2 separate regions of the Homo sapiens genome follow, and region 1 is linked to region 2. The links are chromatin loops, found by intact Hi-C in ENCODE. Cell type or tissue: mammary epithelial cell. All regions are shown on one strand. Each heading gives the region's core, and the rest is flanking DNA. Links, peaks and the distances in the headings are about the cores only.

Region 1 (5,387 bases), core at 159-5,158, 120 kb after region 2:
ATGGTATAAAAACTTCTCTCCAACTATGATCAATTTATTAGCTGAAATCACAAACTCTAATTGTAATTAAACTCTCTTATAATAAACATTTTTTTAACATGCTTGAACCCCTTTATTGAAGGCTATTAAATCTTGACCATTACTGTTATCTTTCAGATGTATTATATGAGAAAACTTTAATTTGTTTCATCACAGAAGGGTCTAGTAATTATAGAAGAAAAACTTTAGGTGGTCTACTGTCTAGAAATCATGCACATTATACCTGAAGAATTCTCAAATTTCCTGACAGGAAGAATAAATGTGACATTAATGTGCATACCCACATAGGATACATACCATAAAGACAAAGCTTACTTCAGGCGATGTTAAAGTGGTAGAAGATGGGGAAATAAGAGTCTTTGATCTTCTCTAAAAAATTCAGCACAGAGAAAAGTCTTTTCTGAAATTTTTTTTTTTTTTTTTTTTTTTAGGGATGCAGAGGACGGAAGGATATAAATATGAATTTCATCATTAATTTAAATTGTTCTTAATCTCATTATTTAAAAGAATAAAACTTGTGTCTTAGACCATATATTTATAAGGCAGATATGACTCCTATGTAAATAAATGTTATCCTGATATAATTTCATTTATAGAGTTCGCCTTTGAAAGTAGTCTATACCAAATAAATATGTTACGATAAAAGATATGACTTTTTTTGTGACCCATGTCTATAATATGGCCATTTTTCCAGCATTCCTTCCACTTTGTCAGGAAAATAGTAGCAGGGCAACTGTATGCTATCCTATCAGTGACTTCCTTAGGTATTCAGAGGTGACCACTCAAAAATAGGTATTGACTAACGTCAATGTATACTCAGTGAAAGCATTTTCTTATCCTCAGCTTTTCCCAATTTAATTCTTCTTCTCACCTAACCAAGACGTTAAGGGGATTTCTTTGGGAGACACCCTTTCTAAATATATTTGTGAAAGTAAAAAACAGAAAGAAACCTATAAATAAAGCACGAGAAGAAACAGCAAGAATCCCAGAAACAGAGATGGGGTAGGAGAGATTGAAGCCATTACGCTAGAGGAAAAGAACTTACTTAGAACTTCAGTGGAATTTTATGTGCGTAAGAAAATCAAGTCGGAATTTAATTTTGAACTTAACAATCTTAAATTTAATTTAATAGCATTTTAGAAGATGATAACATATTTTCTTTAGCACATGCCAAATGCCATATAAATATCTCAGGAATTGTCTGTTTCAGAACTTCTTAAGTCCATGTTATTTAGAACTTAGGTATGTATTTTATTTTACCATCTGTCCTTCCCCCAACCTCTGACTTCTCTCCTGAATCCTACCTGAAGAATATGTTCTGCTTTTCCTTATCTAAAATGTTGGATTTTGATTTTGGATAATTTTAACACATATGCAAAGATAATGAAATTTTTCAATGACCAGTATTTTGAAAAGTGACACCTGTTCGGTTGGACTTCATGCTGGTAAAACAAACTTAGACATACATTTGATATGCACACATATTTTGTTTCCTGCTTTGTATGAGAAGCATTGTTCTTAGTGAGCATTTTCGCTTCTCCATTTACAATTTTAAAAATTGGCTTATTCATATCTAGGAAAGTGTGCATGTGTGTCTAAATGTGTGTGTGTGTGTATAATAATGTTGGAAATTTGTTGGATAACAATAACAACAATGATCAAGGTTTAAATTTCCTAAAGATAATAAATGTAGCTCATAGAAGATACTGGCACTGTCCGGGCGTGGTGGCTCACACCTGTAATCTCAGCACTTTGGGAAACCGAGGTCGGCAGATCACCTGTAGTCAGCATGACCAACATGGTGAAACCTCATCTGTACTAAAACTATAAAAATTAGCCAGGCATGGTAGTGGGCACTGGTAATCCCAGCTACTCAGGAGGCAGAGGCAGGAGAATCACTTGAACCCGGGAGGCGGAGGTTGCAGCGAGCCGAGATCGTGCCACTGCACTCCAGCCGGGGCGACAGACGGAGACTCTGTCTCAAAAAAAGAAAAAAGATAGCAGCACCAACATATAAAAATACCAACTATGGTTACTGAATGATGTTTGCTTTTAAGTCAAAAATTAACTAGATGCTTTGAAAATATATGAGTTATTTCCTGTATGTTGAATAAAATATACACACAAGTACACACACACAAACATCCTAAACTGGTATATCTGAAGAGTACTACACATTGAAATAATTATTTTGTAAAGTATTATACTTGTTCCAATGCAGCTGCTATTGCTCTAATGTTTGAAAATTCTCTATAGCGTTGTCTCCATCATAAAAGGAAGATTTAGTGACACCAATCAAAAGAATATTAAGTACATGCAATGTTGCCAACTAAAAGAATATTCAGTACATGCAGCAAAAGTTTTTTTAAAAAGCAGCATGCCATTATACTTTGGGAATTAATTTTTCTCCATGATTACTTCCTGTGCATAAAGAATCAGCTAGAAGTGTCTTCATTGCTGCAAAACATGAACAAAAATAAACAAATGCCTAGCAGCCCAGAGACCCCATCTGTGCACACGAAGGAGTACTGTGTGGCTATTAAGTGCTGCTGTTTAAAGAGAATGAAATCAACAACAGCTAGCCTTTAGTGAGCCCTTTGTATAGTCAGAAACTATTCTAAGCTTTACACAAGACTGATCCTCTTTGTTCTGCCTAAGTCAACAACAACGGTTAGAGGAACACCAATGAATCACCCAACTAGTTTTCACATAAAGTAGTGGTTCAAAGAGGCACTTACTTGTGCCCTGACTCATGAGCGATGGTGAAGGCAAGGCCAAGTCCTGTGTCCTCATTGATGGTACAACTTCGGTACTTAGAGCACATTCCACTGATGGGGGCAAACCCTATTGAAAGAGCAGTTTCAAATGTGAATCCAAAGGTTGCACACACAGATACATGATGATGATTTATGTCCTCAAAATGTTCTACACAGTTTTAGTTTAATAGATCAATGCATTCAGTGTTTTTGGAAAAAAAAAAAAAAAAAGATCTATAGTTCTTTGTCCTGTGTAATGATAATGTATAAATGCAACATTTCCTATTTTCTTGCTTTTGTTACATATTGTTATCAATTGATCCTTGTAAGAGCCCTGTAAGGTCAGTATGAGTACTGTAATTCCCATTTTACATTTAGTTTAGTAAGTCACAGAATATTTATATGCCTTGTCTGAGTTTATCATTCAGGTCAGAGCAACGGATAGAATGATAGCAAAACCAATGCAAAATGCTCACTGAACAGTGGCATTAACGTCACAGCTCAGGGTGTATTTTCCAAGGAAAAACACATATCCTGGTCTTTTACTAGAGCAGAAAACATGAAAATGTCTAAGCAACATGTGCAGATTAAATTCATTTTTCTCTGGTTCTTTATAATGTGGTAAGTGCTTCTGTTCCCAAAGTTACTTCCCTCTAAGAGCCATTATAAAAGCATCCCGGCCAGCCCTTAAGTCTATCTTCAAATACAATACAGTGTGTGCGAACATCTTTCTTTCCAGTTTTGGGTCCTAATAATCAGTAGAACAAATCTATGTACCCATCTAATATTAAATGCATGCTTGTGAATGGATTGTACCCACTTCATTGTCAAGACGGAAGTGAGATCAGCTGGGAAATCTAATACAAAGGCACAAATAAGGGGTGGGATCATTATCATTACTACCATCGTCATCGTCACTAAATAAATGGTTGCAAATTCACACACTGTGCTATATGTCTATTATATATCTGTGTGTGTATGTATTTATAGCTTAGGAAACCAAAGCTCAGAGAGGTGAATTAACTTGTTCAAGATCTCAGAGTCATAAATTCTACACTCAGGAATCAACCACAGACATATGGGAAGTCAAAGCCCATGCCCTTTGCATTAGGACACACTGCTTAAAGTAAGTGACCTTTTCCACAGTTGATAGAATTTCTGGTGTTTTGTTTTTTCCAAGCCTTTTAGTACATTTTGGTCTCTGGATAACAGATAACACTGTCTGCTTCTCAGAATCTCTCTTGAAAACAATGCACTGGATTATCATATGTCACTTTGCACATTCCAAATTCAGAATATGAATGGATATATACCATCTTTCATTACAAAAACCCTTTCTATGGAACAATTCCCAAAATCATTGTGTTTTTGAAGACTGTGATTAATGGTTAATTGTTAAAATAAACTTATTTATAGGACATAACAGAGAAACTGCAGAGAATTTGAGAAACATAAAAAATAAAATTTCTGCCCTGGCACAGTGGCTCATGCCCGTAATCCCAGCACTCTGGGAGGCTGAGGTGGGTGGATCATTTGAGGTCAGGAGTTCGAGACCAGCCTGGCCAACATGGTGAAACCCGTCTCTACTAAAAATACAAAAATTAGCCAGGTGTGGTGGTGGGTGCCTGTAAACCCAGCTACTCTGGAGGCTGAGGCAGGAGAATCACTTGAACATGGGAGGCAGAGGTTGCAGTGAGCCGAAATCACGCCACTGCACTCCAGCCTGAGTGACAAGAACAAGACACCATCTCAAAAAAATAAAAAAAATTCATAAAGTTTTATTAAAACACATCTGCATTCATTTATTTACATATTACTTGTGGCTGCTTTTGAACAATACAGCTGAAATGACTAGCTGCCACAGAGACCTGTGGCCTGCATAGCTTAACATATTGACTGTCTGGCCCTTCACAGAGAAAGTTTGCTGACTCCTGATTTAGACAGCCATCCATCAACTTTTAAAAAATGTTGAATTCCTATTATGTGCAATGGAATATACTAGAATATAGTATAGATATAAAAGATGCAATTCTTGCTATCACTGTCTTGTACAAATATGGAAGAAATGAGTACTTCAAAGTCAAGTAACTTCTAAAAAAGGCACTGTTACCTAGTGGCACAGTTAGGTACCATGGAGCCCAGTAAAATCCTCTTCAGCTACCTGATTCTGTGGTCATGATGCTTACAGAATAACCTACAAGTTTCTAGTTAAATAATGTATCTCACACCTCAATGATCATCAGTAGGATCAATAAAGAAAAATACAAGCCAGGTGAGGTGGCTCATGCCTGTAGTCCCAGGACTTTGGGAGACCAAGGCGGGCGGAACACCTGAGGTCAGGAGTTCGAGACCAGCCTGGCCAACATGGTGGAAACCCGTCTCTACTAAAAATACAAAAATTAGCCAGGCATGGTGGCAGGTGCCTGTAATCCCAGCTACTTGGGAGGCTGAGGCAGAAGAATTGCTTGAACCCAGGAGGCGGAGGTTGTAGTGAACCGAGATTGTGCCATTACACTCCAGCCTGGGCAACAAGAGTGAAACTCCATCTCAAATTAAAAAAAATACAAAATGAATAAACTAAGTGGGCTCCCC
Region 2 (5,387 bases), core at 146-5,145:
TAACCACAAAGATAATGGGAAAATAGAGCAGGAAAATACTTTGATATACTTAATTTCTGTGAAAAAAACAGGATGTTTTTCTGATGTCTGTTTCTTGGAGACAAGTAATTGTTCATCTCATTATCGCCTCAGACGAGAAACAAAGCAAATAAGAAATGAGATCGTTCTAATCCTTCTATATTTTTGCCCAAATCTTAAGCCACAGAGTAAATAAGATTCTCGGGTATGGATGAAAATAGGGCTACTTTGTCAAAAGTGGAGTATAAAAAAGAGATGCTTTCTCACAGATGAGAAAGAGCTTCCTCTGGGTTGGGAAGGGAGTGAGGGAGGAGAGAAGCCCTGGACTTGGACGAGGAGTCCCAGGTTTATGCGGTGTTTACAAAGAAGTTGCAGGACTGAAAGGGACGTGCCCAGTGGCATATTTATACAAACATGGGATTGGCAAAGAGGCTCCCCCCCCAGCCCCCCCCACCCACATCCTGCGCACACCATGGAAATGGCCAAGGACCTCTTGAAAGGTCCAGAATTCACAGATCTCTCAAAAATCACCTGGTAGAATAGCTGGCCAAGAACCAAACGAACCTCCACACTGTAACTCCTAACATCACCCTTAGAGGTTATGTCAGAGGCCTTTGAACCAGAGCGACTCCATCTTGAATAGGGGCTGGGTAAAATAAGGCTGAGACTTTGCTGGGTTGTATTCCCAGGAGGTTAGGCATTTTAAGTCACAGGATGAGATTAGGAGGTCAAACATCACAAACACCTTCCTGATAAAACAGCTTGCAGTAAAGAAGCTGGCCACACCCACCAAAACCAAGATGACAATGAAAGTGACCTCTGGTCGTCCTCACTGCTCATTATACATTAATTACAATGCATTGCCATACTAAAACACACTCCTACCAATGCCATCACAGTTTACAAATGCTATGGCAATGTCAGGGAGTTACCTTATATGGACTAAAAACGGGAGGAAACCTCAGTTCTGGGAATTGCCTACACCTTACCCAAAAAACTCATGAATAATCCACCCCATGTTTAGCATGTAATCAAGAAGTAACACTAAGTCTGAGCAGCTGAGCGGCCCAAGCCGCTGCTCTGCCTATGGAGTAGCCGTTCTTTATTCCTTTACTTTCCTGATAAACTTGCTTTCGCTTTATGGATTCACCTCTAATTCTTTCCCGCGGGAGACTCAAGAACCCTCTCTTGGGTCTGGATCAGGACCCCTCTCCGGTAACAGTTGGAGCATATAATTACCACCCACCTGTCAAAATGTGGGCCACCCGAAAATAAGTTAGTTATAAAAATTAAAGCTGATATGGTTTGGATTTGTATTCCCACCCAAATCTCCAATGTCGAATTGGGGGAGGGGCCTGGTGGGAGGTGATTGGATCTTGCACGTCAGCGTCCCCCTTGCTGTTCTCACGATACTGAGTTCTCAGGAGATCTAATCCTTTAAACGTGTGTGGCACCTCCCCCTTCTTACTCACTCTCCTGCTCTGCCCTGGTAAGACGCCCCAGTAAGACGATGCTTGCTTCCCCTTCGCCTTCTGCCATGATTTTAAGTTTCCTGAAGCCTCTCAGCCATGCTTCCAGTTAAGCCTGCGGAACTGTGAGTCAGTGAAACCTCTTTTTTTCATAAGTTACCCCGTCTCAGATAGTTCCTTGTAACAATGGGAGAACGGACTATACAAAGAGTGCAGCTTTTTTCACACCTGTGTGGACTGAGATTAATACTGTCTACATATACATGGCAGGTGTCTTCATTTTAACCTAGGAGGATGTTTGAGGAATGATTTACACAGGTTTCCCTTGGGAAGACAGGATGAGGAGACATTTTCTTCATTTCATGCCATTTCCTTTAAATTAATACATGTTAAGCCTTTAAATAATTTTTTTAAAGCCAAAAGGAGAGGATTATGAGCTGCTTTTTGTTTTTAGTATTTATGTGTTTAATTTGTTCTATAAGTACACACAAAGCCAAGTGAAAAGGTTCCAATAGAGGTTTGGGTGTGAGGCTTTAAGTGGCTTCTATTTTGCAAGGTTTCTATGAGGTTAAACAGTAAATATAACAGTATATATTGCTTTAGAATACATATTTGTTTCCATGCATAAATAACATGGAAAAATTACTTTCTGGTAAAGTTGCTTAATTCCTACCACTGACAACAACATCTTCACATAATTTGCTTCAGAATCATGTAGGGGCCTCAAAGACCAGAAAGAAAACAAGCAGCACAGGGTGGTTTGTAAAGTGCAGCAGGGTGGGTACCGTGGCTCATGCCTGTAATCCCAGCAGTTTTGGAGGCTGATGCAGGAGAATCCTTTGAGGCCAGGAGTTTTAGACCAGCCTGGGCGACACAGTGAGACCCTCACCCCCACCACCTCTGCAAAATATATTTTTAAAATTAGCTGGGCGTGGTGGGTGCACCTGTGGTTCCCGCTATTCAAGAGGTTGAGGCATCAGGATCACTTGAGTCCAGGGAGGTCCAGGCTGCAGTGAGCTGTGATTGTGCCACTGCACTCAAGCCTGCGTGACAGAGCAAGACCCTGTCTCAAAAAAACAAAATCGCAAAACAACAACAAAAAAACCCAACCACCCCCTCGCCAAACATACAAAAGTGCAGTGGTAAAGATTTGTGTAGGGGAAGGCGGGCCCAGAGGATGTTTTGAAGTCATCAGGGGCTCTGCTGGCAGCCAACTAGTCTTTCCTGTGTGTTTTCATGCCTTCCAAAAGTGGACCCTGGGAATTCGGGCGAAAGTGGCCCAGTCCTTGTGGCTCCTAGCCTAGAACGCTGAATAGTCTGGAGATTTGCTGAAAGCGACTCTCACCAGGAGATGGCAGCGTCGGCTCAGAGATGCTCCAAGCGGTCCCAACCGCCTTGTGACGCCATGCAATATGTTCAGGGCACACCAGAGGGCGCTACGGCTTCGCGGCTGGGCACTGAGCCGGGCTGGCTCCGAGGCTTTCTTTGCGGAGCCTCCTGTCTCTGCTCCCCGACCCACATGTGCACCTACTAACCAAGAGCGCCCTGTTACTGTCCACGTAGGTGTGACTGCTCTGCGTAGACACACACCGCCCCCAAGCTGAGGCAAGGCCACTGAGCCACCAATTCCAAGCAAGGTTCAGAAGGAGCTGCCATCTTTTTAGCACCTCTTTTAGACTTAAGCCACCGAGGGGGAAAAAGCAAAGAACTAGGACGAGTTGCATGCATGCTTCAGTATACTCAGCACAGATGCGCACACTAAAAGATCATATCTATCCACATAGATGTGTAGTTTAACATAAGAAAGTAACTTTATCCTTTACCCCGCCCGCTTAATACTCTAGGTGATTGATTTACAGGGTGGTAGAAAAGAGATGCAATCCCAAATTTGTCTAATTCTAAATCATCCCTTCTTGTTAAAGCCTTCACTCCCCCCTGCAACGCTGGAACAAGAGAAAATTCATTCGAAAATTAAATTCAGTGTCACTTGTAATTTATTTTTTTTTATGGGGTCTTGCTCTGTTGCCCAAGCAGGAGGGTAGTGGCACGATTTTGGTTCACTGCAGTCTCGACCTCCTGGGTTCAAGTGATCCTCCTCCCTCAACCCCCAAGTAGCTGGGACCACAGGCACACACCACCATGCCCCGCTAATTTATTTATTTTTATTTTTATTTTTTGTAGAGACAGAACCTCACCATGTTGCCCAGGCTGGTCTCAAACTCCTGGGCTTAAGTGATCCGCCTGCCTCGCCCTCCCAAAGTGTTGGAATTACAGGCGTGAGCCACTGTGCCTGGCCTTTTTTTTTAATTTTCCAAACAGATCACTATTGCACTAAATAATTTTACCAACTGCTAAATAGAAGCTTTTCTACCAAAAGCAAGTTCTGGTTAAGTGAAATATAATATGGAATTCTGGCCTCGTGTAGAGTCTCAGGAGCATCGCATATTACAGTCTTTTGTAATCACAATAGCACCTAGAAAGTCCAATTACCATATACATTCTAAAGCAAGGCTAAGGCCTCACAGCTTGTAATCCCAGCATTTTAGGAGGCCGAGGCAAGTGGATCGCTTCAGGCCAGGAGTTTGAGACCAGCCTGGGCAACATAGGGAGACCTTGTCTCTACGAAAATTAAAAAATTAGCTGAGTGTGGTGGTACACGACTGTAGTCCCAGTTATTCGGGAGGCAAAAGCTGGGGAGAAAGGATCACTCGGGCCCAGGAGGTTGAGGCTGCAGTGAGACAAGACCCTGTCGCTGAACTCTAGCCTGGGCAACAGGGTGAGACTCTCTCTCAAAAGGAAAATAAAATAGAACAAGAGTAGATGAAACATGCTGTGCTTGTTCCCTAAAATGTTAATAAGTAAAACAAAGTGCATGTTGTCAGGTCGAGGTGAGATGTGAATGAGTGCTGACCCAGGAGTCTTTTTCACACAGATGACTGCTGGCTGCAAGGCCTTTATAATCAGCAAAACAAAGCTATCTGGTAAATCAACATGAGCTGAAAGTGACATTAACAAAAGAAAAAAGATTGAAGCCATGAATGTAACAATTTTTCTCTAACCTGCCTTGGTCAGACCACTCTTGGTGGTGCTGAGCTTTTGATGCTACACTTTGAAGGTGTTTTGAGTGACTGAAAAATTGTCAGGAGAAGGCTCTGGATGGTCAAGTACTACCCCAGGCCAGATGTTCCCAGGGCCCTCAGCTGTTTTTTATACTGTAGGCTGAAGAAGAGATGACTTACAGAGAGCATTGCACCTGTATTCAAATACGCACATACTCGGGGGAGGTTTGAAGGGCTCTTAGTGATCAGATGTAGACCTATGAACAGAAGATAGACACAGAGGTGGAGCATATATCCTTTAAGGAGAAACATTGTCACACACAGCATGATCCTGTAGTGAAACGGGTAGCCTGGTTAAGGGATCAGTAAACACGTGAAGGACTCATGAGATATTAACACATAAGAAGGAAATTCTTTCCACGGATGGTACGTGCTAAAGTAGATGCTGGGAGTATGACAGTGACCGAGGCAGGCTCTGTCCTTGCCTTCCCAGGGCTTCGGACTGATGGGAAAAACAGGCATTACAAGCATGGGTGCGTGAAATGTAGTATAACTGCGGAAGTCAGAGAATAATTCCCAGGGGAAGATTGTCTAATCTGTGACCTGCAAAGTGAGTGAATAGGAGTGACTTAGATAAAGAGAGTGGGAGAAAGAGGATTTTCCCATGGGAATAATCTGCCTTCCCAAACACAAAGGTATCTGTGACTTCCTATACACATGTGACTTTTCCAAAACACCAAGAAAGATGTCCTAACAAACTATCCCAAAGTTTTGTGATTGAAAACCACGATCATGTATTTGTTGATGATTCTGAAGCTTGGGCTGGGTCTGGGTGGTTCCT

The links. Hi-C counts contacts between places; a loop is a spot of excess contacts. Peaks named below come from ENCODE experiments on the same cell type or tissue, not always from the same donor. Only the 100,000 strongest peaks of a DNase experiment are listed, where the experiment ranks them.
Region 1: it touches region 2 in a loop (2.8-fold over the local background); 3 of 110 quality-filtered maps call a loop at or near these places.

What each region holds. Positions count from the first base shown.
Region 1 is chr16:77,356,541-77,361,927 of GRCh38, forward strand. ADAMTS18 (ADAM metallopeptidase with thrombospondin type 1 motif 18) reads right to left here. Exons shown (of 23, transcript NM_199355.4): 8 at 2,778-2,883. Among named protein-coding and RNA genes, the nearest start is that of ADAMTS18, 76 kb to the right of the region's middle. In mammary epithelial cell, for the core only: no CTCF peak of the experiment used is centred there; a DNase peak (open chromatin) is centred at 2,741.
Region 2 is chr16:77,233,338-77,238,724 of GRCh38, forward strand. No RefSeq gene overlaps it. Among named protein-coding and RNA genes, the nearest start is that of SYCE1L, 37 kb to the left of the region's middle. In mammary epithelial cell, for the core only: a CTCF peak has its summit at 2,886 (motif pointing right); a DNase peak (open chromatin) is centred at 2,904.